2 separate regions of the Homo sapiens genome follow, and region 2 is linked to region 1. Evidence: chromatin loops called from intact Hi-C (ENCODE). Cell type or tissue: prostate gland. All regions are shown on one strand. Links, peaks and the distances in the headings refer to the core of each region. The heading gives the core; the rest is flanking DNA.

The links. A loop is a pair of places that touch in the nucleus more often than their neighbours do. Peaks named below come from ENCODE experiments on the same cell type or tissue, not always from the same donor. Only the 100,000 strongest peaks of a DNase experiment are listed, where the experiment ranks them.
Region 2: it touches region 1 in a loop (2.9-fold over the local background); 5 of 110 quality-filtered maps call a loop at or near these places.

What each region holds. Positions count from the first base shown.
Region 1 is chr17:31,737,889-31,750,056 of GRCh38, forward strand. No RefSeq gene overlaps it. Among named protein-coding and RNA genes, the nearest start is that of COPRS, 120 kb to the right of the region's middle. In prostate gland, for the core only: no CTCF peak of the experiment used is centred there; DNase peaks (open chromatin) are centred at 6,100 and 6,963; H3K27ac peaks cover 1,406 bases.
Region 2 is chr17:31,575,359-31,587,526 of GRCh38, forward strand. It overlaps MIR365BHG (MIR365B and MIR4725 host gene), which reads left to right. Exons shown (of 3, transcript NR_186556.1): 3 at 153-301. It overlaps MIR365B (microRNA 365b), which reads left to right and starts at 53; the gene lies at 53-163. RefSeq lists an enhancer at 5,364-5,413. In prostate gland, for the core only: no CTCF peak of the experiment used is centred there; DNase peaks (open chromatin) are centred at 5,514 and 5,943; H3K27ac peaks cover 3,048 bases.

The DNA.
Region 1 (12,168 bases), core at 2,087-10,086:
AAAAAAAGGACCTACAACAAAATTATATTTGTAGTCTGTTAGAGTGGTGATATTATACGGGTGATTTTTCCTTTTCCCATTTTGTAAATGTTCTATATTTTTAGAATGGTTTATTTTAAATGTTTTGAAAGAAACAGATACACCCTAGCTCACCTCAGCCTAATTTCTGGGTTAATCATGAGTACAGGACAGGGTTTAAGATTCTGGTGTTAGAGACTCTGGGTTCTCCCATCACTACAGCTGTGTGAAATTAATCAGGTTCTTCCACCCCTTGGAGCTCTGGTCAGTCAGCCAACAAATATTTATTGAGTACCTGATAAATGCCAGACACCCAAGTGCTAGGGATACAGCCTTAAATAAAACAGACAAAGTCACTGTCCTCCTGACGTTTACAAATAGGGCGGGGAGACAGAAGAAAACACACAACCACACTGCCATGTAAATATACAGTGCGCCAACTGGTGGTAAGTGTTCCGATTTCCTCCCAGAGCTGGGGTGAGAGTTAAATGAGATAATACACCTAAAGCATCGAGCACGTGCTAGGCACATCGTACATGCTCATAAACAAAGGTCACGTAGCAGCTTTCCTGCCGCTGCTCAAACCCCCTGGGAAAAGAGAGGAGGCCAGAACTTCAGCCCCTCAGCCCTCCTAAGAGCCTGCAGAGCTCCCCAGATCCCAACTGCAGCTCCCAAGTGCAGGCTTGGGAATAGATGAAGATAAAGAGCTCTAAAATGTGCAACAATGCCAGGACTAGCCTGCCAGGGAGGTCTGTGGGGTGGCTGACTTTGATTTCAGGGTTGCTGACCTTTTCTTCATTGAGATTGGCCAGAACACAGAGCCCAGCTGCCAACAGAGTGGCATTGTAGTTCTGAGCCTCTGGGGCCAAGGGTTTGGGGCTTTACTTCCAGGTCTCTGTGGGGAAATCATCTGTTCCCTATCAGGAAGCTGGCTTCCCAACCCAACACACCATCTCCAAACCCTGTTTTAATGCAGCCTTGAATGTCACAGGGAAGACCCTGAGTCCCTCCAAGGTCTCTGAGACATGAATCTGAATAGGGAAGACTAAAACATAAATTGAGCTCCCATGAGATACCAAGCATCAACTCTAACCTGGGCCACATGAAAACCTTACCGAGTGTGTATGGTCATTCACCTGCTACAGGTGGAAATCACAGTGGCAGTCAGAATGTGGCAGAGTGGAGATTTTAAACTAGGTCTCATGACAATGATCCTCCTCTTTCAGTCTCCCAGCTATGCCACTTAGGGTTGGACCCCACTCTCCCTCCCACACCCCAAAGCTGATTCATGACTTCTCTAAACTTTTTAAGAAAAAGAGAAAGTAGTGACAACATGGTTGCTTTGCCTAAGAATTCAACAAAAAAGATGTAGTAATTCATCCCAACATACCCAGCCTGGAGGAAAATATTGCATGACTTATAAAATCCTTCCTTAAACACATTATCTGTACCTCTTCTTCCATGTGCCTGGAATTTTCTTTAAGATGTTTTTTCCCCAGAAGGAGAGATACTTACTCATTGCATGATTAATCTGTGCCAAGCACTGAAGGAGGCATCTTTGGTGAATTACCTCATTTAAATCCAATTGCCAGATGAGAATACTAAGGTTCAGACAGCTTGGCCCTCTCAAAGCTGTCATGTAAGTAGCAGAGCCAGTAATCACACCAGTCAAAGCTCACTCTGTTAGAAGGCCTTTCTCTTTGGTTACCAGCTGGCCATGAGAATGAACAATTCATCCCAGCTTACGTAGACTTTCCAGGACTTTCCAGATTTTAGCACTGAAAGTCCCAGGTCCCAGGAAACTCTTTCGTCCTGGGCAAACTGGGATAGTCGGTTACCCGATAGGCCATTATCAGAGGCTGGAGGAGATGTCATGAGATCTGCTGCTTCTCATACCATTTTGGTTTGAATCAAAGATTTTTCTTCTTGGTATATCCGACAATGAACCACAGAATAGTGGCAACATGTCTTATCCTCATTTCTAGATTTTCTCAATTCTCCTTCTCTTCCTTCTTTTTAACAGCATCTAAAACACAAACCTCATCTTGAAGTCTACTGGACTCTACTCATGAAGGGAAAGAGTTTGAAAATTATACAGGAATCAGGCCAGGTGCAGTGGTTCATGGCTGTAATCTCAGCACTTTGGGAGGCCAAGGTGGGTGGATCATCTGAGGTCAGGAGTTCAAGACCAGCCGGGCCAAAATGGTGAAACTCCATCTCTACTAAAAATACAAACATTAGCCAGGTGTGATGGAGCACGCCTGTAATCCCAGCTACTTGGGAGGCCGAGGGAGGAGAATCGCTTGAACCAGGGAGACGGAGGTTGCAGTGAGCCGAGATTGTGCCATTGCAATCCAGCCTGGGCAAAAAGAGCGGGGGAAAAAAAAAGAAAAAATTATACAGGAATCATTGTATATTGACCCCATATTTCTTTCTCAGAGAAAGTAGGGTTTCTAGTGAATAGAGGGCTGTCCTAGAAGCCAGAACCCCTTACCCAGTTCTGCCCGTTAAATGGCTGTGTGCCCTTAGGTAAGACTCTTCCCTTCTCTGAGCCCCAGTTTGAAATATGGGAGTTCTATATGATCTCCTGCCCTTGAGGAGTGCACAGGCCTTAATGTTCAGCCCTCTCATTCTACAGATGAGGACATGAAAGCTCAGAGAAGTCAAGGGGCTTGGCCAAGGTCACACAGCAAGCTAGAATAGTACAGAAAGACACACAGCAGTCTCTAAAGTTTTCTCTTATGAGACAAAATGTTGCCCCATGTGCCACCCCCCAGCACACACCAGAGAAAAAGCAGAGTACACTAAGAAACATAATCTGTTTAATGTTGCTTTCTAAGCCTGTAAAGAAAATGAGCCAAATGCTGAAAGATTAAGATTCCGATCTTTAAAAACAAATCAGGGTTTAATTTGGGTTTTCTTAAAGCCTCATAAAAAAGGGAAGCTGAATCCTTGACCAAATACTCAGCATTCCAAAGTGGGACGATGAGACAGATTTTAATTCCCTGCATGAGGAGCAGGCAGATTGGAGGATGTGTATTTCCATTGGCCTGCATATTTTTCAGATGTGTAAATGGCAGGCAGCCTGGAGGGAAGAGAATAGCCCCAAAGGGGCACGAGGGGAAGGTGACGCCTTGGAGGAGGGCTGCTTCTGCAAAGCCATAATGAAAGCTAACTGGGCTGCATCCTGATGGCTGAGAGAGGGCAAGTAACTTACTTAAAGTCATTCAGCTAGTAGGTGGCAGAGTTAGGAATTTAACCCAGATCTAAGTTCAAGCTCAAGTGCTCACTGGTTATGCTATGTAAAATTGGGAGCGGGAAGAAAAATGGCAAAATCAGGACCCCTTTCCATTATCCAGAGAGCCTGCTGTGGACTCTCTGCGATCCCCTCTGGATCTCTTTCTTGCTTCAGTCTTACAGGGCACTTCACTGTTTCCTTAGACCCCCTGTACTGGATGAAAATGTATTCATTCAGTTGTTCAACAAACGATTAATAAGAGTTTACTATGTGCTGGCTGACACTCCCCATCAAGAAAAGAAACCAATCAAACTAAACAGAAAGATATGTCCAGGTCCTGGGATTAAGGAGGGATTAAAAAGGGCTTCCTGGAGGAGGCAATGTTTGAAGTGAGCCTTGAGTTGGATTTGGGCATATCAGTTGTGTCCAAATAAAGCCTGGCTGAATAGTTCTTTAGTCATTACTTATTTACTAGCAGCCTGGGTCCCCTTTGGATATGGAGGGCTCTGGGTCAGTACCATTGACCAAAGCAAACTTAGAGATTGTCTAGGAATGCCAGTTATCCCCAAATATTCCAGACCCCAACGTATCAATCTCTCAACTGTCTCTGCATCTCGTCTGTGTAATAGCTGCCTCCACCAGCATTGGGAAGGCAGGGGAAGGAACACACATCTACTTAGCACCGCTACACCAACTATTTAAAAAAAATACAAGGTCTGTGTGGGAAATATTGTAGCTTCATGTTACACTGAAGAAACAGAAGCTGATAGAACTTAGGTGACTTGCCAAAGGTCACACAGCTCTACAGGGCAACACAGGGATTTGAATCTAAAGCCCACACTGTTCTCATGGCCCTACCTGCCTTTCTGTGTGCCAGACAGTGTTAGATGCTTCAAAAACACAACCTCTGCAAAAAAAAAAAAAAAAAAAAAAAAAAAAAAAAGGCCCATAAGGACACCGAACAGGAAATATGGATTCTGCACCTCCAGGGTACTTAGACCATGCTAGACACCAAGGATTCACAGAGGCCTAACCTCAAAGAAACACTCACTCTATTGAAAACACCTAAATAGCCCACTAGAAGCCACAGAGGCCCACATATAACCAGGAGTTGAACTGGGTGGTGTCACTGATGTCCTGGGTTATAGGTACCAATGAGGGCTGGAGGGGTCAGTGATCAGAGTCCCAGAGGAAGCGATTTTGTGCTGGTCAGGAAGGTCAGGAAGGATTTGGACAGAGGGAGGAGAGAAGGAACCCAGGTAGCAGCAGTCATTCTAGCTGGGGGAAACAGTGCTCCAACATTGGCTGGGACCAGGTTCTTTCTCCCTAGCTCAGCTCTGCTCCCTCGGGATGGTGCCTTCTCAGACCTGATCCTGCAGTTCAGCTACCGCAACCACATCCTTCCAAATTCGAATCCAGCTGAGCCAGGCACGGTGGCTCACCCCTGTAATCCAAGAACTTTGGGAGGCTGAGGCAGGTGGATCATTTGAGGTCAGGAGTTCGAGACCAGCCTGGCCAGCATGGTGAGACCCCATCTCTACTAAAAATACAAAAATTAGGCAGGCGTAGTAGGTGCCTGTAATCCCAGCTACTTGGGAGGCCAAGGCAGGAGAATTGCTTGAACCCGGGAGATGGAGGCTGCAGTGAGCTGAGATTGCACCACTGCACTCCAGCCTGGGTGACAGAGGTGAGACTGTCTCAATAAATAAATAAATAAATAAATAAATCCAGCTGAAAAGAGCAAGTATCTGTGTCCAGCATTTCCAGCACAAGCCCTGAGATTCACCACCTTAGGTCACCTGCCCACCAACCAACCGATCAGGGAGAATGGAAGCTGGGGCTGCACTGTTTAGCTTTAGACTAGATTACAGATTCTATTCTTGAAGCTGAGCATGAACTAACTCCACCCAGAGGTCCATGGACCAAAAGTCAGGTGGGGATGTTCCCAGAGGAAAATTAGGGTATGGTTACCAAAGAAACAGTACAGATGGAAATAGATGCCGTGCTTGTAGAACTCAGTAAATATCCACTTGTTCCATTGCCTGAAGAGAACCCAAGGCTTACAATGGTTATAGGGCTTGCCCCAAATCTAGAGCAGGGAGAAGTGGGCTGAAAGGTTCAGATCTTCTGTTCAAACCCAGTGAAATAGAATGTGTGTGTCTGTGTTGGGAGTGTAAGATGAAAACAAAAGCTAAGGGTTGTGTTGGGTGTTAATAGTGATAAAGGTGTTCTTGGCAGGATGCAACTAGATTATGGAGAGTTTTGCAAGCCAGAAAGAGGTTGACCTTAATGAAGAAGGACGCCAGGCGCAGTGGCTCATGCCTGTAATCCCAGCACTTTGGGAGGCTGAGGCAGATGGATCACAAGGTCAGGAGATTGAGACTATCCTGGCCAACACGGTGAAACCCCGTTTCTACTAAAAATACAAAAAATTAGCCAGGCGTGGTCACATGCACCTGTAGTCCCAGCTACTCGGGAGGCTGAGGCAGGAGAATCGCTTGAATCTGAAAGGCAGAGGTTGCAGTGAGCCGAGATCGTACCACTGCACTCCAGCCTGGGCAACGGAGTGAGACTCTCTCTGAAAAAAAAAAAGAAAGAAAGAAAAGAAAGGAAACAGGGAACTTCTATGGGTTTTAATAGAGTAACAGGATGGAAGCTAAAACTCACTCAAGGCTGAAGTCAAGGGGTCTACACTCTTAACCATTGAGACCGACACTCCCTTTTAGGCCTCCAGGGTACTCCCAAGGGATGGACTCTGCAAGATGTACCCACCCCCATCCCCACTGCCTGGCTCCAGCTTGTCCTCCCAGATCCGGAGTCCCCTCCTCCCTCCCAATGCTGTGGCTTTGGCAGCCACTTTGCAAACTGAAAGTTTTAAGTGCATTTCCACCCCAGAGGAAGCTGAGAAGCAGGCATGTTGCAGCAGCCACTTCTGAGCTCCCAACATTTATCTTTCCCCTTCAGAAAAGGGATCAAACACTTTTTCACAATGGAAAGAGGAGAGGGTGGAGGGAGGGAGGGAGGAACACAGAAAAGAGAGCAAAGAGAAAAAAAGGAGGATGAATAAGAGAATTTTATTTGATCTCATTTGATCTTAATCAGACAAAGTTTATGTTTCAATTATGCATTTTTCTCTTCCATGCTGAGACAATGAACACATAAGGGAAAACAAATCAACAAATCACGTTATTTATTTACTTCCCTTGAATTTACTCTGATTCCAAAAACATTTAGGAGGCTCACAAAACTAAACACAATGGTGACTGTGATTATTAGGGACAAAAAGGAACAAAGACCATAAAGGTAGCAGAGAGAGCAGACACCAGCAGACACCTGAAGAATGCCAATTTCCGACTTGGATGCTATATTTGGCCCTATGTGGAAAAAATGTTCACTTTACATTGGTTTTGTCCTCTGGTGACAGAAAGCATTCGCATGCAGCTGTGGCCACAAGCTTTTTTTTCTGGGACTAAACTCAAGCTGAAATATATCACATGGGGCTGACAAGTTATATTTGAGTTACAGAGAATAACAAGGGCAGTAAGCCCAAAGGACTTTTCAAGGAGGCATTGTCCTGAATGGCAATGAATGTTCTAAACAGCATTTTTATTGCCAAGAAAATAAACACACTGGTTAATTGAATCCTGTGTTCCTTGAGTAGGAGGATGTCAATCTCATCCCAGGTCTGGAGGAGTTAACTGCAGCAGAATGGGCAGCCTGGGAGGCCCTGAGACCCAGAACTAGACCTGCAAACTCGGCTGAAGCAGATGCTAGGAGAGGAGAGGGACCAGAGCGAGGTGCCTGCTGTCCCTGGCCCTTTAAGCCAGCCCAACCAGTAACACATCACATCGTTGGTGGTCAAGGCAATTATCAGCACCCCTTCCTCTCTATGCACTGATCCTTGCATGCTTTTTCCTGATTTTAAGATCCTGCCAAAAGGCCAGGCATGGTGGCTCATGCCTGCAATCCCAGCACTTTGGGAGGCCAAGGTGGGCGGATCACAAGGTCAGGAGTTCGAGACCAGCCTGACCAACATGGTGAAACCCCATCTGTACTAAAAATACAATAATTAGCTGGGTGTGGTGGCATGCTCCTGTAGTCCCAGCTACTCGGGAGGTTGAGGCAGAATCACTTGAACCCCAGAGGCAGAGGTTACAGTGAGCCGAGATTGCGCTACTGCACTCCAGCCTGGGTGACAGAGTGAGACTCCATCTCAAGAAAAAAAAAGATCCTGCCATTACCATACATGCCCAGCTGTGACCCCCAAGTTCAACTCCAATAAGGATGAACACTTATGGGCTGCCTCCCCACATCCACTCTCTCCTCCCATTAGCAATGCCCCTGAATATCCTTTAGAAGCATACTTGCCTCATTTTCAGCCATGTGGTGTGGGTGGGAATGACACTACCCCCAAGTCTAGGGTTGAATCCTGTAACCCAACCTTTAACCAAGCCACTTATCACATTTACCTGGCCCTTGTGGTTGGTTTCAGGGAAGCGCAATGAGCCCCCCATCAGGGCTAACACATCTCAATTCTGGGACTTTGGTTTGTGCCATCAAGGAAGAGGATTTTCTTTTTCTCCTCTGGAAAGAAAATGAGAAGAATGTACACCCTAGAACTGCTGGCAGTCACCTTGTGGCCATGAGGGCACAGCCAGTTTGAGAAAGAAGTGAACACAGAGGAAACCAAACTGAAAGATGGAAAGCTGGAGTCTTGTGAAACCATTTGAACCAATGCAATGAGCCATGCTTAAGGCCAGGCTTACCCCTGGACTTCCCACTTAACGTTTTTATTTGGGTCCAGTTTTCTTCACTTGACACTGCTAGCATCCTACCAGATAAGGCACCTTCGACCCCTCTGGAGTTAGGTTACCTCGCCCTGCCCTGCACCGCATGTTGGCACTTTATTACAGGCACTGCTTTAGCCCATTCCTCTGTGCCTTTGGTATTTCCTATCTTCTGAGATGGGAACTCCTCCTCCCATTTCCCACTCCAGATGGTGCCAGTTGAGCCAGCCCTGGCCTCCAAGGAAGGTTACAAGTCATTCAAACACCAGATATAAACAATAAGAGAAAGCTGGATCAGCAGGCAAAGTGCAGCACCCCATCAATCCAGGCAATCCTGCAAAGGTTCTGCCATCCCAACCCACCCCGCTGTCAGGGGGCTTTGGCAGCAGCTGAGAGACATCTCGGGGAAGCCAGATGGCACTCAGCATGGCTGCTAATGTGTGGCAAGATTCACAGCTCTAGACTCCTATCTGGGGATAGGATTCCTAACCAGGAGAAGAACTGGCAGAAGCAAGCAGAGTTCTCAACTTAGAGAGACTCGGGCCAATTATTTCATCAGGCATTCAGGCGAGAAAGTGTCCAAACACCAGAATAGGGGGCCAGTCCACCCTTTGTATCAGAAACACGGCAGAACTCCAATCACTTCAGTGAGGCCAAAATCAGAACCTGCTTGGAGGCCAAGCTGCCTTGAAACTGGGTTCTTCTGAAGGATATCCTGACAGGGGACATCACTGGGCCTGTGGCTGGGAGTCCGGGGGCCCACACTATCCTCCTTTCCACATCATGCAGGAAAGCCCTGAGGGCAGAGACCATCTGTGAACCAAAACCCACCCTCTCTTCTTTATCAGATGTTTGCTTACAAGTTGCAGTCAAAGCAGCAATGTGCCCAATCCTGTTAAAAGACAAGCCTCTTCCACCAGCCCCCTTCTTCCTGCTTGGAATGTTAATGTAACTATAAATGCTTAGAGCTATGGCAGCCACCTTGCAGTCCTGAGGACAAAGGCCAGGAGAAAAGTAAAGACTTGACCCAGATCCTGATATTACTGAGCTGTTAAACCAAGCCAGAGACTGCTCTCATCTGGACTTTTTGTTCTATGAAGTAATTTATTTTTATGTATTTACTTCTTTTGAGACAGGATGTCACTCTGTCACCCAGGGTGGGGTACAGTGGCACAGTCATAGCTCACTGCAACCTTGAACTCCTGGGCTCAAGTGATCCTCCTACCTCAGCCTCCCATGTTGCCAGTACTACAGGCACTTGCCACCACACCTGGCTGTTTTTTGTTTTGTTTTGTTTTGTTTTTGTAGAGACCAAGCCTTGCTTTATTGCCCAGGCTGGTCTCAAATTCCTGGCCTTGAGCAATCCTCCTGCTTTGGCCTCCCAAAGTGCTGGGATTATAGGTGTGAGCCACCATACCTGGCCTTATGAGGTAATTTAATGTTTTAGTTGCTTAAGCCAGTGGTTCTCCAAGTGTGTCCCCAGACCCACAGCTTCAGCACCACTTGGGAGAGTTAGAAATGTACATTCTCAGGCCCTGCCCAGACCAATAGAACTTGACTCTTTAAAGTGGGACCCTAAGGCAGAGGTTGCAGTGAGCTGAGATCACGCCACTGTACCCAAGCCTGGGGAACAAAGCAAGGCTCTGTCTCAAAAACAAAAAAACAAAGCAAAACCAAAATGGGACCCTGAAAATTGAGTTTTACCAAGTGCCCCCAAGTAATTCTGGCATGTGCTAAGTTTGAGAACCACTAGCTTAAACCACTATTTTATCAGATTTTCTGTGAGGTGCAGCTGAAAGCACCTCTAATTTATACCTTTCTCCACTGTATCTCTGAACTGTTTGTGAGATATCAAGAGGCTGAGAACAAGGCAGGATAAGCCAACTGTCACAAGCCCAAATAGCAATGTTTCAAGGAGAAAATGAAACTCACAAAGGAAAAGATAAATGCAAATTAAGCACCTCTATCCATGGGAATAATCATAAATACAATCAAAAGGCAAAATGAAAGACTGGGGAAATAATTGCAACAAATATGACAACATTTAAAATCCTTTCTTTGTTAAAAGGCCATGCAAAACCAAAAAGGAAAAAACAAGATCTCAGAGAAAAAGAACACACAAAAAAAATTCAGAATAGGAAATATAAATGGATAATAAGAAAAATGGCCAGCTTGTTAGTAATCAAAGCAATGTGAATTTATTTATTTATTTTTTTGAGACAGAGTCTCACTCTGTCGCCTAGGCTGTAGTGCAGTGGCATGATCTCAGCTCACTCCAACCTCTGCCTCCCAGGTTCAAGTGATTCTCCTGCCTCAGCCTCCTGAGTAACTGGGATTACAGGCACCCACCACCACGCCCAGCTAATTTATGTATTTTTAGTAGAAACGGGGTTTTGCTATGTTGGCCAGAATGGTCTCCAACTCCTGACCTCAAGTGATCCGCCTGCCTCGGCCTCCCAAAGTGCTGGGATTACTGCGCCTGGCTGGTTTTTACATGTTTTAAAGGTTGGAAGAATAAGAAGGGAGAAGAAGGCCAGGCGCGGTGGCTCATGCCTGTAATCCCAGCACTTTAGGAGGCCGAGGCAGGCAGATCACGAGGTCAGGAGATCGAGACCATCCTGCCTAACACGATGAAACCCCGTCTCTACTAAAAATACAAAAAATTAGCTGGGCGTGGTGGTGGGCGCCTGTAGTCCCAGCTACTCAGGAGGCTGAGGCAGGAGAATGGCATGAACCCGGGAAGCTGAGCTTGCAGTGAGTTGAGATTGCACCACTGCACTCCAGCCTGGGCGACAGAGTGAGACTCCGTCTCAAAAAGAAAAAAAAAAAAAAAAGAAGGGAGGAGGAAGAAAAGGAATAAGGGGGAAGAAATGGAGGAAGAAGACAAAGGAGGTTGAGGAAAAGGAGTAGGGAGAGGAGGGGGAGACATTCACTGCAGTGGCAGAGACCGTATTTGGCACAGCCTAAAATATTTTCTATCTGCCTTTTACTGAAAAAATCTGCCAGTCCTGGACTGCTTCTAATCTAAAGCAGGGTCAGGAAACTACGGCCCCAAATCTAACCAGCCACCCGTTTTTGTGAATGAAGTTTTATTGGAACTCACCACATGCGTTTGTTTACAGAGTTTAGAGCTGCTTTTGTGCTTCCATGGCAGAGTTGAGAAGTGTGACAGAGACTGTGTGGCCCACTAAACAGAAATATTCCTTATCTGGCTCTTTACAAAACATTTCCCAACCCCTGGTCTAATAAATAATCAGAAAGAAAATAAAAATGCTTGCACAAAGATGTTTATTATTACATTATTTATCTAGAAGGCCAGTTAAACAAATGATAGGATGACATTAAATTGATATAATGAACATGAGTTACCCCAGCACCTCAAATCCTAAGGATTCAATAAACATTTTTAATTATTATTGCCTATGGAATAGTCATTTTCTCATTTTTCAAAGACCCAGTAATAAAACAGGAAGGCAGGATATAGTGTAGCAGATACAAGAGGCTATGTGCTTCTTTTGTAGAAAGGAGCAATGTCTGTTTTTATTTTCTATTATTTCAATTATGTTTTAAGACATAGATATGCAAGATAAAAGAAGGTAAAGGAATGAATCAGAATCTCGGCTGTTCTCCCTGGGCTAAGGGGTTCTGGATAATTTTCATTCTTCTCTCATATGCTTTTTAGTAATTTCCAAGTTTCCTGCAATGGAGGATTATTGCTCCTATTATCATTAAAGTTAAAATTCTTTCTTCTCATACAGTAATTGAGTTCAGAAATACAGCTGAGGGCCAGGGGCAGGCTTTGGGAGTTGTTGCTACAGAAGCTTAGCATGAAGGAAAGGGCCAAAGGCAGGAAGGAAACGCAGAACGAGGAGCCAGGGTGGGCGGGAGGTGGCCACCATGCACAGCCAAGCAGCCTGTGGCAAACCCCAGGGGCCACAGCGCTTTGAAGGACAAGGAGATCTGGCCTTGCTTCCCAAAGTGCGGCCCCCAAACCAGCAGCACACGCACCTCTTGGGAGCTGATCAGAAATTAGACTCTCAGGCCCCACCCCAGATCCACTGAATCAGAGCCTGCATTGTAAAGGATCCCAGGTGATATGTGGGCACACTCCAGTTTGAGAAGCAT
Region 2 (12,168 bases), core at 2,512-10,511, 160 kb before region 1:
CAGCTTCACCTCGGCTCATCTGGGCGTGGCAGACGACTGCTTCCTCACCTGGAGAGTGTTCAAGGACAGCAAGAAAAATGAGGGACTTTCAGGGGCAGCTGTGTTTTCTGACTCAGTCATAATGCCCCTAAAAATCCTTATTGTTCTTGCAGTGTGCATCGGGCAGCGGCCAGCAACCTGCCTCTCACCCACCTGGCCCTTCTGGGAGGACCGGGACTTCCTGGGGTCAGATTGGAATGTACGTCCAAAATAAGAGTGAATGGGGATTTGCTGATTATTAAAACAATTTTGTTTGCGTGCATTTTTAGCATCTTCTCTTCTGGTGGAGGATTGGAGTGGCTGAGGGTCGGGAGGGCTGGACATCAAGATATTCCTGTGCAGGTTGGAGCCCAGGAGGGTGCAGGAACTCCCTGGTTTGTGTGCAGTGAAGGCCTGGAAGAGCCTAGCTGCACGTGCAGTGCCCAAGGAAGGTCATCTTCCGGGTCAGTGATGTTAGAGGCAACAGAGTTGGGCTGGACAAGATGCCCCCCAACCTTTCCTGAGAAGTTGAGGCAGGAGTAGAGGAGGCATCTATCTGCGCAGGAACTTGCATTGTATTTTAAAATAGAAGGCAGCCTGGCCAACATGGCAGAACCCCATCTCTGCTAAAAATACAAAAGTTAGCCGGGTGTGGTGGTGTGTGCCTGTAGTCCCAGCTACTCGGGAGGCTGAGGCATGAGAATTGCTTGAGCCCAGGAGTTGCAGGTTGCAGTGAGCCAAGATTGCACCACTGCACTCCAGCCTGGGCAACACAGTGAGACCTTGTCTCAAAAAATAAATAAAATAAAATAGAAGGAGCCTCAGAATCCACTGTCTGTCTGAGACCCAGTGAACTAGCCATTTTGAAAATAGAACAGTGAATTGAGGGTCTTTCCCCCTCTACTGTGACCCTGGAGCTTGCTTTTCCTTGACTGAAAGTCCTCCATCCTTATTTCACTTCATGGATCTCCTCCATTCTCAGCAGGTCTCCCTACCCCTGCCCTATCCAGCCCCACCCTGCAGATACAGTCATGCACTGCCTAACGATGTTTTGGTCAACGAGGGACCGCATGTAGGACAGTGGTCTCATAAGATTATAACACTGTTTTTACTGTGCCTTTTCTGGTTAGGTACACAAACGCTTGCCATTGTGTTCTAATTGTCTACAGCATTCAGGATAGGAACGTGCTGTACAGATGTGTAGCCTAGGAGCAATGGGCTCCCCCACCTAGCCTAGGTGTGCAGCAGGCTATTCACCATCTAGGTTTATGTAAGCACACTCTGTGAGGTTGGCACAATAACAAAATCACCTAACAATGCCTTTCTCAGGATGGATCCCCGTTGTTAAGTGACACATGACTCTATTTTGACCAGCCAAGGCTTTTGGAGGTCCTGGGGGATTGTCGAGAAGCAGAAATACCTTTTTTTAAATTATTATTATTATTTTTATTTGTTTTGAGATGGAGTCTTGCACTGTCGTCTGGGCTGGAGTGCAGTGGCGCGATCTCAGCTCACTGCAACCTCCACATCCCAGGTCAAACGATTCTCCTGCCTCAACCTCCCAAGTAGCTGGGATTACAGGCGTCTGCCACTATGCCCAGCTAATTTTTTGTATTTTTAGTAGAGACGGGGTTTCACTGTGTTGGCCAGGCTGGTCTCGAACACCTGACCTCATGATCCACCTGCCTCGGCCTCCCAAAGTGCTGGGATTACAGGCATGAGCCACTGCGCTCGGCTGAATCCGATTTTTCTGAGACCTATTTTTTTATTTTTTATTTTTTTGAGACACAGTCTCACTCTGTTACCCAGCCTGGAGTGCAGTAGCTTCATCACAGCTCACTATAGCCTTGACCTCCAGGACTCAAGGGATCCTCCCACCTCAGCCTCCCAAGTAGCTGGGATTTACAGGCACCCACCACCATGCCCGGCTAATTTTTGTATTTTCAGTAGAGATGAGGTTTCACCATGTTGGCCAGGCTGGGTCTCAAACTCCTGACCTCAGGTGATCCACCTGCCTCGGCCTCCCAAAGTGCTGGATTACAGGCATGAGCCACTGCGCCTGGCCAGAAATACTTTGTTAAATCAATTTGTGATATGCCTGCCTTCCCCAACAATGCCAGTCCACCAAACCCGAAGCAACAGAATCCTGCTCTCCAGGGGAGACTGGGCTGGTGGCTTGCAGTGAAGGACAGGTGGGGAGATGGACAAAGTGACAAGCAGGACTCTGCATGCCCCAGTGGGTCCACTCTATGTCTTACTGCCCTCATGGGTCAGCAGGGGAAGTTTACCCTTGAGGTATTTCCAGGGTCTCTAGGTGCAGCTCAAAAGCTCTCGTCACTGGAGGAGATGACCACGTGTGCTCAGCATTTGCAGAAGTCCAACTGCCACGATCTTCCCTGCAGCCCAGCCCTGGCTCCAGTGGGCACTGGCCGGTGCTACTGTGACTACCTCCACATGAGCTCTCCCAGAGACAGTTTTGAAGGAGCTGGGTTTGCTCAGGAGCCTTGGCTTTTTTCTGCACAGGGCAAGGACAGCTCCAAGGTAAAGTTTAAACATGATGGCATTTATCCTTTCTTGGTAAGGGATAGGTGGGGCTCCCATGAAATGCTATTCTCGCAACCTCCAACGGACAGGGGTGTTGCAAAGGTTCCTTCATCCCCGATCAGCTTCCCTGCCATTTGCTCCCCTCAACCATCCCCTCCCATGGGGCCCCTTTCTCCTGCCCTTCATTCCCCTGAACCTCCTTGTTCTTACATGTGTTCCTCATTCTTTTTTTTTTCCTTCTTGACATAGAATCTTAACTCTGCCACCCAGGCTGGAGTGCAGTGGCCTGAACCAGGCTCACTGCAACCTCTACCTCCTGGGCTCAAGCGATCCTCCCACCTCAGCCTCCCGAGTAGCTGGGACTACAGGCGCACACCACCATGCCTGGCTAATTTTTGCATTTATTGTAGGGACAGGGTTTTGCCATGTTGCCCAAGCTGGTCTCAAACTCCTGGGCCCAAGCAATCCTCCTGCCTTAGCCTCCCAAAATGTTGGGATTATAGGTGTGAGCCACTGCACCTGGCCAGTTCTTCATTCTTTACCACAAAACATTTGCAAAAGATAATACATCAACTTTTTTGGTTTTTTCTTTTTTTTTGAGATGGAGTCTCACTCTGTCACCCAGGTTGGAGTACAGTGGCACAGTGGCATGATCTCGGCTCACTGCAACCTCCGCCTCCCAGGTTCAAGTGATTCCCCTGCCTCAGCCTCCTGAGTAGCTGGGATTACAGGTGCCCGCCACCACGCCCAGCTAATTTTTTGTATTTTTAGTAGAGATGGGGTTTCACCGTATTAGCCAGGATGGTCTCTATCTCCTGACCTCATGATCCACCCTCCTTGGCCTCCCAAAGTGCTGGGATTACAGGCGTGAGGCACGGCGCCCAGCCTACGTCAACTTTTTAAAAGAGGCAATATATCAAACATAAAACTGATTACTGTTTTTTCCCAATTATAAAATAATTGCCTTCTACTATAGGGCATTTGAAAAATACAAAGGGGCCAGGCTTGGTGGCTCATACCTATAATCCCAGCACTCTGGGAGGCCTAGGTGGGCTGATCACTTGAGTTCAGGAGTTTGAGACCAGCCTGGGCAACATGGCGAAAACGCCGTCGCTACAAAAAATACAAAAATTAGCTGGGTGTGGTGGTGCATGCCTGTAGTCCCAGCTTCTCAGGAGGCTGAGGTGAGAGGATTGTTTGAACTCGCGAGGTGGTGGTTGCAGCGAGCCAAAATCGCTGCATGGCACTCCAGCCTTGGCGACAGAGCCAGACCCTGCCTCCAAAAAACAAAACAAAACAAAACAAAAAGAGATGGAAAGGGCTTATAAATGCCCATACCTAGAGATAATGTCTGCTAATTAAATCTATCTTTCCAGCCTTTTTAACTCATGCCTGTACTTCCCCACCCAGTTAGCAGGATTGGGACTTTTAAAAGGGTCAGGCTCATAACTCATTTGAGCAATGGCCCTGTGCCCTCAGGCCAGAAAGCCTTTATTTTCTTTTTACCAAGCAGGATATGCTGTGGGCCGCTGCTGGCCTCTGGCCAGGAAGCTCAGTGATCTTGCTGGAGGGTGTTTGAGCAGCACCAGGTCTCTCTAAACCAGGATTGATGAAATTGTCAGTGAGGATGCCGGACAAGAGGGCTTTATCCCGTCTGATTTATAAGTGGGCGGCTGCATTGCTTCTTGACCTGGCTGCACAGAAGAATCACTTGAGAGCATTAAAAACATGCCAATGCCTGGTCCCATGCAGGACCCATTGGATCTGAATTGCTGGGGAATGAAAGGGCCCAAAGACTGGTATCTTTGTTTTTGTTTGTTGTTTTTTATTTGTTGTTTGTTTTTTTAACACAGGGTCTCTCTCTGTCTCCCAGGTTGGAGTGCAGTGGCTCGATCTTGGGTCACTGCAGCCTCAATCTCCGGGGTGCAAGTGATTCTCCCACAGCCTCCCAAGTAGCGTGTGGTGTGTGCCACCGCGCCTGGCTGGTGGTTGTTTTTGTTTTTGTTTTTGTTTTTGAGACAGAGTCTTGCTCTGTGGCACAGGCTGGAGTGCAGTGGTGCGATCTCGTCTCATGGCAACCTCTGCTTCCTGGGTTCAAGTGATTCTCCTTCCTCAGCCTCCCGAGTAGCTGGGATTACAGGTGCCCACCACCTCGTGCGGCTAACTTTTGTATTTTTAGTAGAGACAGGGTTTCACCATGTTGGCCAGGCTGGTCTCAAACTCCTGGCCTCAAGTGATCTGCCCGCCTCAGCCTCCCAAAGTGCTGGGATGACAGGCATGAGCCACCACGCCCAGTGCCTGGCCATTTAAAAAATTTTTTTTGTAGAGACGAGGTCTCACTATGTTGCCCAGGCTGGTCTTGAAGTCCTGGGCTCAAGCTTCCCAAAATGCTGGGATTATAGGCATGAGCCACCACACCTGACCAGTTATTATTTTTTTTTTTCTTATGTTCCTCAGGTGAGTCTCTTAAGCAATCAGAGGAGAACTGTTGGGTTAAATGCCCACAAGCTAGAGATGGAAGAGGTTTCCTCCAGCTTTGCCTTCAGAGCCCGATCAAGGGATGTGACCATTTGCAGTTGGCCAACTTTCATTTCCGTTACTGTCTCTGCTGCTCAGTCATCTTTTGATCCTCATTTTGCAAGCAGAAAACTGAGGCTAAGGGGATCGGGGGACTTATCTGAAGACACAGAATATGGCAGAGATGAGATGTAAAATACACAACTTCTGACCCTCCAGATTAGTGCTGTTTCAGTAGTACTAGTCATTAGTATTCATGATGAGCATATGGATCATAAGAAGCATATTCTTGTGCTTAATAATAATTGGACACTTGGTCATCACAGTATGCTGAGGCGTGGGTAGGGGCTGCCCCAGCAGGGTGAGTCATCATCCCCTAGTTTCCCAATGCTCTGTGTCCCCTGCCAGCCAGCCTGGACCCACAGCTGCCCGCAGCCTGCCCTGTTGCACTAATCCCAGCTGTGGGCACGGTGAGATTTGGCCCCATTTTACACATGAGGAACAGGCTCAGAACACTCAAGAGGCTTGGCCCATGTCACCCAGCTCTCCTTGCCTGGACAGAGGCATCTAGGAAGGAACACAGCCCTGCATGGGGCTTGCTTGTCTGAGTCCTCAGGGACAGAGCTCTACTGGGGGTGCCCAGGTCTCTAGCAGACTGTCCCTGCCCCTCTCTCCTTCCTGCCCAGCTCAGCTCCAGAGGCCTGGCCTGCGGGCAGGCTGGGCAGGCAGCCAGCGCAGGGAGCTAACGATGGGTGCATTGTCGGCTCCAGGAAGTGGTCAGCTGTTCCCTGGCAGGTCTGCAGAGCCGGAGGACCAGCCTGCCTTGCTCGTGGAGGGTAGAGATAGAATCTGGGAGCTCAGAACACCATTTTCCCGGAGCCCAGTGGCTCTGGGCCAGCCCTCGGGCTTCCTTTGGAAGGGAGGGCCCCGTGTACTCCTCCGCTCCTTCCTTGCTTGGCATTGGCCCTCTCCCTCCTCAGTCTGGCTCTCACCGTCCCCCGGCCCAGCACTTTGCAGCAGAGTGTACACTCTTGGCAGCGATGTCCATTAAACCTGCTTCCCAGAAAGCAGCATGGCTGTACAGGCAGATTCAGCCAGCACCTTAGTGGGAGATGGGGCAGTGGGCATCAGCTCAGGCTTTTCTTGCCCAGGTTCCCTGGGGAGCTGGGTTGGAAGATAGCCCTAAGCTGCCTTGGCTTCCTGCTTCCTGGATCAGAAGTGCCCTCAGCTCAGTCAGCAGCCTAGCCGCTGGACAAGGCTGAGACAAGCGCTTTGACCTCCTGGAGTTGGGCTGGGACGAGCCTTTGCCTGGGAGTCTGATCAAGGCGGTCACTGAGCTGAGAACCTGGGGTAAAGCTCCCTGCTGAGCCTGTTGCCTCATTTGTTTGATGGGTGCCATAGTTCCCTGTAGGAATGTGGGTACTTTCTAGGCTTCTTCCAAATAGATACAAGAAATTGTGGCTGCCTTTCCCTTCCCGGCCAGGAGTACACTTCAGCAGAGAACTCAGTGATGCCTGGCATGGGGAAGATGCCCAGTGAATGGTGGTTGCCCCACACGGCTCAGGAAATGAAGTTTGGGTCACAGCCTGAGGATGGTGCCTTCCATCCTTGACCCTGCAAGGACAACCTTTCCTGACAGTCTCCTCCCTGGGTGAAGTATTGGGACAGTGGCTCTGGACTGGAAAACTGAAGCTTTACCTCTTTGCTCTGGATTCCCATCAGGTCTAGATTGCTGAGGCCCAGCGCCCACAGAGGCATCTTCCCCTCTAGGGGGTTTGTCCTATAAGCCCGGACTCCGTCAGCTCCGAGGCACTCCTGCTGGGCCTGGGCCAGAGTGGCTGATGTGGAACTGCTCCCTCCCCTGCCAGCTTCCTTGGGGTGCAGACAGCCCAGCACAGGCAGGAAGGGCTTTCTGTTTGGCTGGACTGGTGGGGAAGCAATTAGTGCTTACTTTCTGTTTTGATTCTTGTAGCTAATAGGCAGAGTTTGTGATGTCACGGAAAAGCAGCCTTGGGCCCGCGTGGGTTTGAGGTCTGTCCCTGATAGTCTGGCCAATGTGGAATTGTCTGGAGGTAGGGGTGTATGCTGACACTACTCCCTGGGTATGAGGTGGCCATCTGTTGGCTTTCCATGCCCCCTTCTGATAATACCTCTTTTAATACCTCTTTTTTCTGTTAATAACTTCAGGAGATCACTTCTCCCCTACCCTGTATCTCTGGGGTTCTGGTGTGGCCAACCCCAAACCCTGGCTTTAGACACTGGCATGTGTTCCAGGCCTGGAGGCCAAGTCCTGAGACTCTGCCATGGGACATCTGCAGCAGTTATGGGGAAAGAAGCATTCTTTTTCTGAGGGAGTTGCTGTATTGATAGGATGTAGGCTGGGAACTGCTGGTGGCCATCCTGTCCTCAACTTGACAAAGCCAACAAAGAGGAAAGAAAATGAAGAGATGAGGCCAGGCACCGTGGCTTGTAATCCCAGCACTTTGGGAGGCCCAGGTGGGCGGATCACAAGGTCAGGAGATCGAGACCATCCTGGCTAACTCAGTGAAACCCCATCTCTACTAAAAATACAAAAAAATTAGCTGGGCATGGTGGCGGGTGCCTGTAATCCCAGCTACTTGGGAGGCTGAGGCAGAAGAATGGCATGAACCCAGGAGGCGGAGCTTGCAGTGAGCTGAGATTATGCCACTGCACTCCAGCCTGGGCGACAGAGCAAGACTCCATCTCAAAACAAACAAACAAAACAAAGAGATGGAGAGTATGGATCCAGACATCAGTGAGCCCCTGGATCCAGCCATGCCTGAAACCAGCTGCAGCCTGGACTAACCTGATTTTGTGAGCCAATACATTTCTTTTCTTTTTTCTTTTCTTTTCTTCCTTCCTTCCTTTCCTTTTTCTTTTTCCTTTTCTTTTTTCTTTTCTTTTTTTAGAGACAGGGTCTTGCTCTGTCATTCAGGCTGGAGTGCAGTGGTGCAATCATAGCTCACTGCAACCTCAAACTCCTGGGCTCAAGCAATCCTCCTGTCTCAGCCTCCTGAGTAGCTGGGACCACAGGCACATGCCACCACACCCGGCTAATTAATTTTTTTTTTTTCTAGTGATGCGGTCTTGCTGTGTTGCTCAGGCTGGTCTCAAACTCCTGGCTTCAAGTGATCCTCCCACCTCAGCCTCCCAAAGCACTGGGATTATAGGTGCGAGCCAGTGTGCCTGTCCTTTTTTCCCTAAAACCAGCCTGAGTTGGGTTTCTGTCACAGAAAGGGTTTTAATACAGGCAGTGTTTTTCTTTGGTCTTGTATTTTTTAAAATAAACTTTATTGAGGTATACTTTACATGTAACAAAACCCACCCGTAAGTGTATAATTCATAAGTTTTGTCAAATGCGTGCACCCTTGTAACTATTGCCACAATCATGATGTGGAATATTTCTTATTTGCCCCTAAAAGTTTCTTTATCCCCTTTATGACCAATCCCTCTGACTCAGACAACCTTGATCTGCCTTTGTTTTGCAGATTCATTTTGCCTTCTCTAGAATTTCATGTAAAGGTCATCATATAGCATGTACTCTTTTGTGTCTGGTTTCTTTTACTCAGCATGTTTTTGAGACCCATCCACATGTTGCATGCATCTCAGTAGTTCGTTCCTTTTTATTGCTGGAAGGCATTCTATTATTCTATTGTATGGGTGTGCCACGGTTTGTTTAGCCATTTATCAGGTGACAGATATTTGAGCTGTTTCCAGATATTGCCTATTATGACTAAGGCTGTTTTGAACATTCACGTATGTTTCTTTCATTCGTTGTATGGGCGTATGTTTCAATTTTTATATCTAGACATCAGCCTCATTTTACTGTTGAGGAAACAGGGTCAGAGAGGTAGAATGACCTGTCCAAGGTCACATGGCTGATGAACCTAGGGCTGGTGCAGGGAACACAGCTGGACCAGTGAGGTAGCTGGAGGAATGGCACCTTTCTCCTTTTGGGTATTTGGGTGTCCCTTCATAAATGGAGCTTGGGACTGCTTGGAAGGTGCTCATGGAATCCTGGTAGCCAAGAACATCATTGCTGGGAGGGACTGTCAAGATGTCTCCCAGCGTCTGTTCTCCCTTTCTCCTAATAGTAACACTCCCTTTCCTTGGAGAACTGCTCCCCTATCGCTCTATCTGGTCCTGGAGCATTTTAGCCTTCTTGGTAACCCAGTGGTCACATGACCTTGGTGAGCCAATCACACCCTGGATTGGTTCAGGGACTGGACATGAGATCCAATCAGAGTCCTTCCCTGGAATATTTGGAATTTTTCCCCGAAACTCTAAGGAGGATATTTTGGCCTTAAGCTAAGTTGAAATTAATGCATCTTATCCAGTGTTAAAGAAAAAGCTGGAAATGTGGGTGGGTGGCCCTGGGACCCTGAGAGGTAGGTGCCTACCATGTGCCAATGATCATGTGCCATAATTCTCACCTTTCACCTGTCTAGACCAATGTTATTTTCCCCCTGTGGATTCCAGGGCTTGAAAGATAATATCTACTAAACCCCATACAGGAAGCCAGAATCCACTTCCCCAAATGTATTCTTCAAGGCATATGCACAACTCACTGTCTCAGCTGACTGCTCCATCACTACACAAGCCAAGGGAAGGACCTGGAGTTGAAATCATTCCAGCCGTAGGCAAAGAGGACGATGATGATGATGATGATGATGATGATGATGATGATGATGAGCTTGGCACCAACAAATTATGGACTCCTCCCAGAGGTCTGGAGGATGTCAGGTTGGCAATCTCAGTTTAGTCCAGCTGCCCATTTCACAGATGCTTCAGCCAAGGAAACTGAGGCTCGGAGAAGTTAAGGCCTGGCTGGAATGTGGCTGTGTCACATGCATCTTGCTTGCCTCATCAGATCCTCGCAGCTCCCCCACCCGTCAGACCATTGGCTGCTTGCTGGGCCTTGGCCACAGCCAGGGCTGAAGGACTCCATGGGGTCCCCGCAGTTGTTTCCACAGCTAAAGCCGACCAGCTGCTTTTCCAGCCTGACTTCTCTGAGACCACATCCCAGGAGGACGTGGGACCTGGCTCCCACATGGCTGCTAAAGGGGCTGGAGAATGCAACCCAGAAGTGGGGTGGGGGCGAGAGAGTTCTATGGGATGACCTTTGAGCAATAGGAAATGGGAGGGTAAATTCCTTCTTTCTCTCTCCCTTCCTGGAGCCAAGGTTTGCTTGCTGTGAAGTGGCAGCCGTGTGGTTATCCATCGTCTTGCCCTGCTTCCTATCAATTTCGTACTTCACTCCTCTGTTCCCTCATTCCTGCCCTGTGGAGCTTCAACCTCCAAATTAAAGCTTCAGCAATTAATTCCTTGCCGAAGGATATTTCCTAGTGAACCCAGGCAGCCTGGCTCCAGGATCTGCCCTACTCTACTCAGCAAACATTGAACCAGAGGATAGATGTGTGGGAATGTGAATAAATGAATAACTATCTGTGATATATTTATTTTTTATTTTTATTTTATTATTATTGCTTTTTTTTGAGATGGAGTCTTGCTGTGTTGCCCAGGCTGGAGTGCAGTGGCGCCATCTTGGCTCACTGCAACCTCCGCCTCCCGAGTTCAAGCAATTCTCCTGACTCAGTCTCCCAAGAAGCTGGGATTATAGGCATGCACCACCACATCCAGCTAATTTGGTATTTTTAGTAGAGACGGGATTTCCCCATTTTGGCCAGCCTGGTCTCGAACTCCTGACCTCAAGTGAACTGCCTGCCTCAGCCTCCCAAAGTGCTGGGATTACAAGCATGAGCCACCGCGTCCAGCCTTATTATTATTTTTAAAAATAACAATAGAGACGAAGTCTCTCTGTGTTGCCCAGGCTGGTCTATTATTATTTTTAAAGATAACAATAGAGGCGAAGTCTCTCTGTGTTGCCCAGGCTGGTCTACAACTCCTGGGCTCAAGTGAACCTCCTTCCTTGGCCTCCCAAAGTGCTGGGATTATAGGCATGAGCCACTGCACCAGCTTTATCTGTGATTTATGTATCATTACTATGGGGATGGGAGAGTTGATAGGGGGCCAGGATGGTGCCAAATTCATCAGAGATTATTCCCCTTGCTGTCTTCCCCTCCATTCACTACATTTAATCAGTCAAATACTCTCTGATCTTCTGCTGTATTTCAGAGGCTATGGCCTCCCCACTAACCTCTCTGCCTGGTATAAAAGAATCCATACTCCCTGATCCTCCACTGAGGTATGAGATGCTGGCAAGGTACTCTGCCTCCCTGAGTGGGTCTGCCTCCCTGAGTGGGTCTCCCAGTCTGAAAAATAGGATTAAGAATGTTCTCACTGCCTAGGACCTCTGCAGGGCTTAACTTAGTTTGTGCCTGGTGCATGAGTGTAGCGGGCATTGTTGGGGCTGCCTGTGCCTCACCATGTCTTCCAATAAGTCCCAGTTTTGGGGCCCAGTCTCAGTCCCTACTGAGTAAATGGTGCTGTCTTCTACACCCCCTTCCCAGGCCTGCCACCAGATCCAAGTTCAATCACCACATCCCAGGCTTTGACTCCAAGAATTGGCTCAGGCCTGGGCATGGGACTTAAGTCTGGCCAGGCACTGTAACAGTGCCCCAAAGGTTTGCTGGAACGATCAGGAAAGAGGTACTTGCTCTTTGCTGAGATCATTGGCTTGCAGCTGCCAGAGGCCATTTTTACTATTCGGCTGTTTGAGAATGAAGTCAGTAGAATGAAGTCAGAAGGAAGTGGAGCAAGAGCCAGCACAGGACGCAGAGTCCCGATGATGTCTTTGTAGCTCCTGGATCCAGCCAGGCCAGAAGCTAGTTAATCTCTGGTAATTTTAGGAATGAAGACATCAACATTTTCCTTTTTATTTGCTTAAGGCAGTTTGAGTTGTTTCTGTGACTTAAAACCGAAATGATCCTGACTAATACAGTAGGTTCCCTATGAATGATCGCTGTGGTTATTGCAACTAATATTAGAAACACATCGATGGGAAGATGCAACCACGGGGATGCATAGGCCAGGTTCCTTCAGGGGCCACCGCAGCTCTTCACACATCATGCCCGGGATATCAGGTCCCAGAGGGTGAGTTTTTTTCTC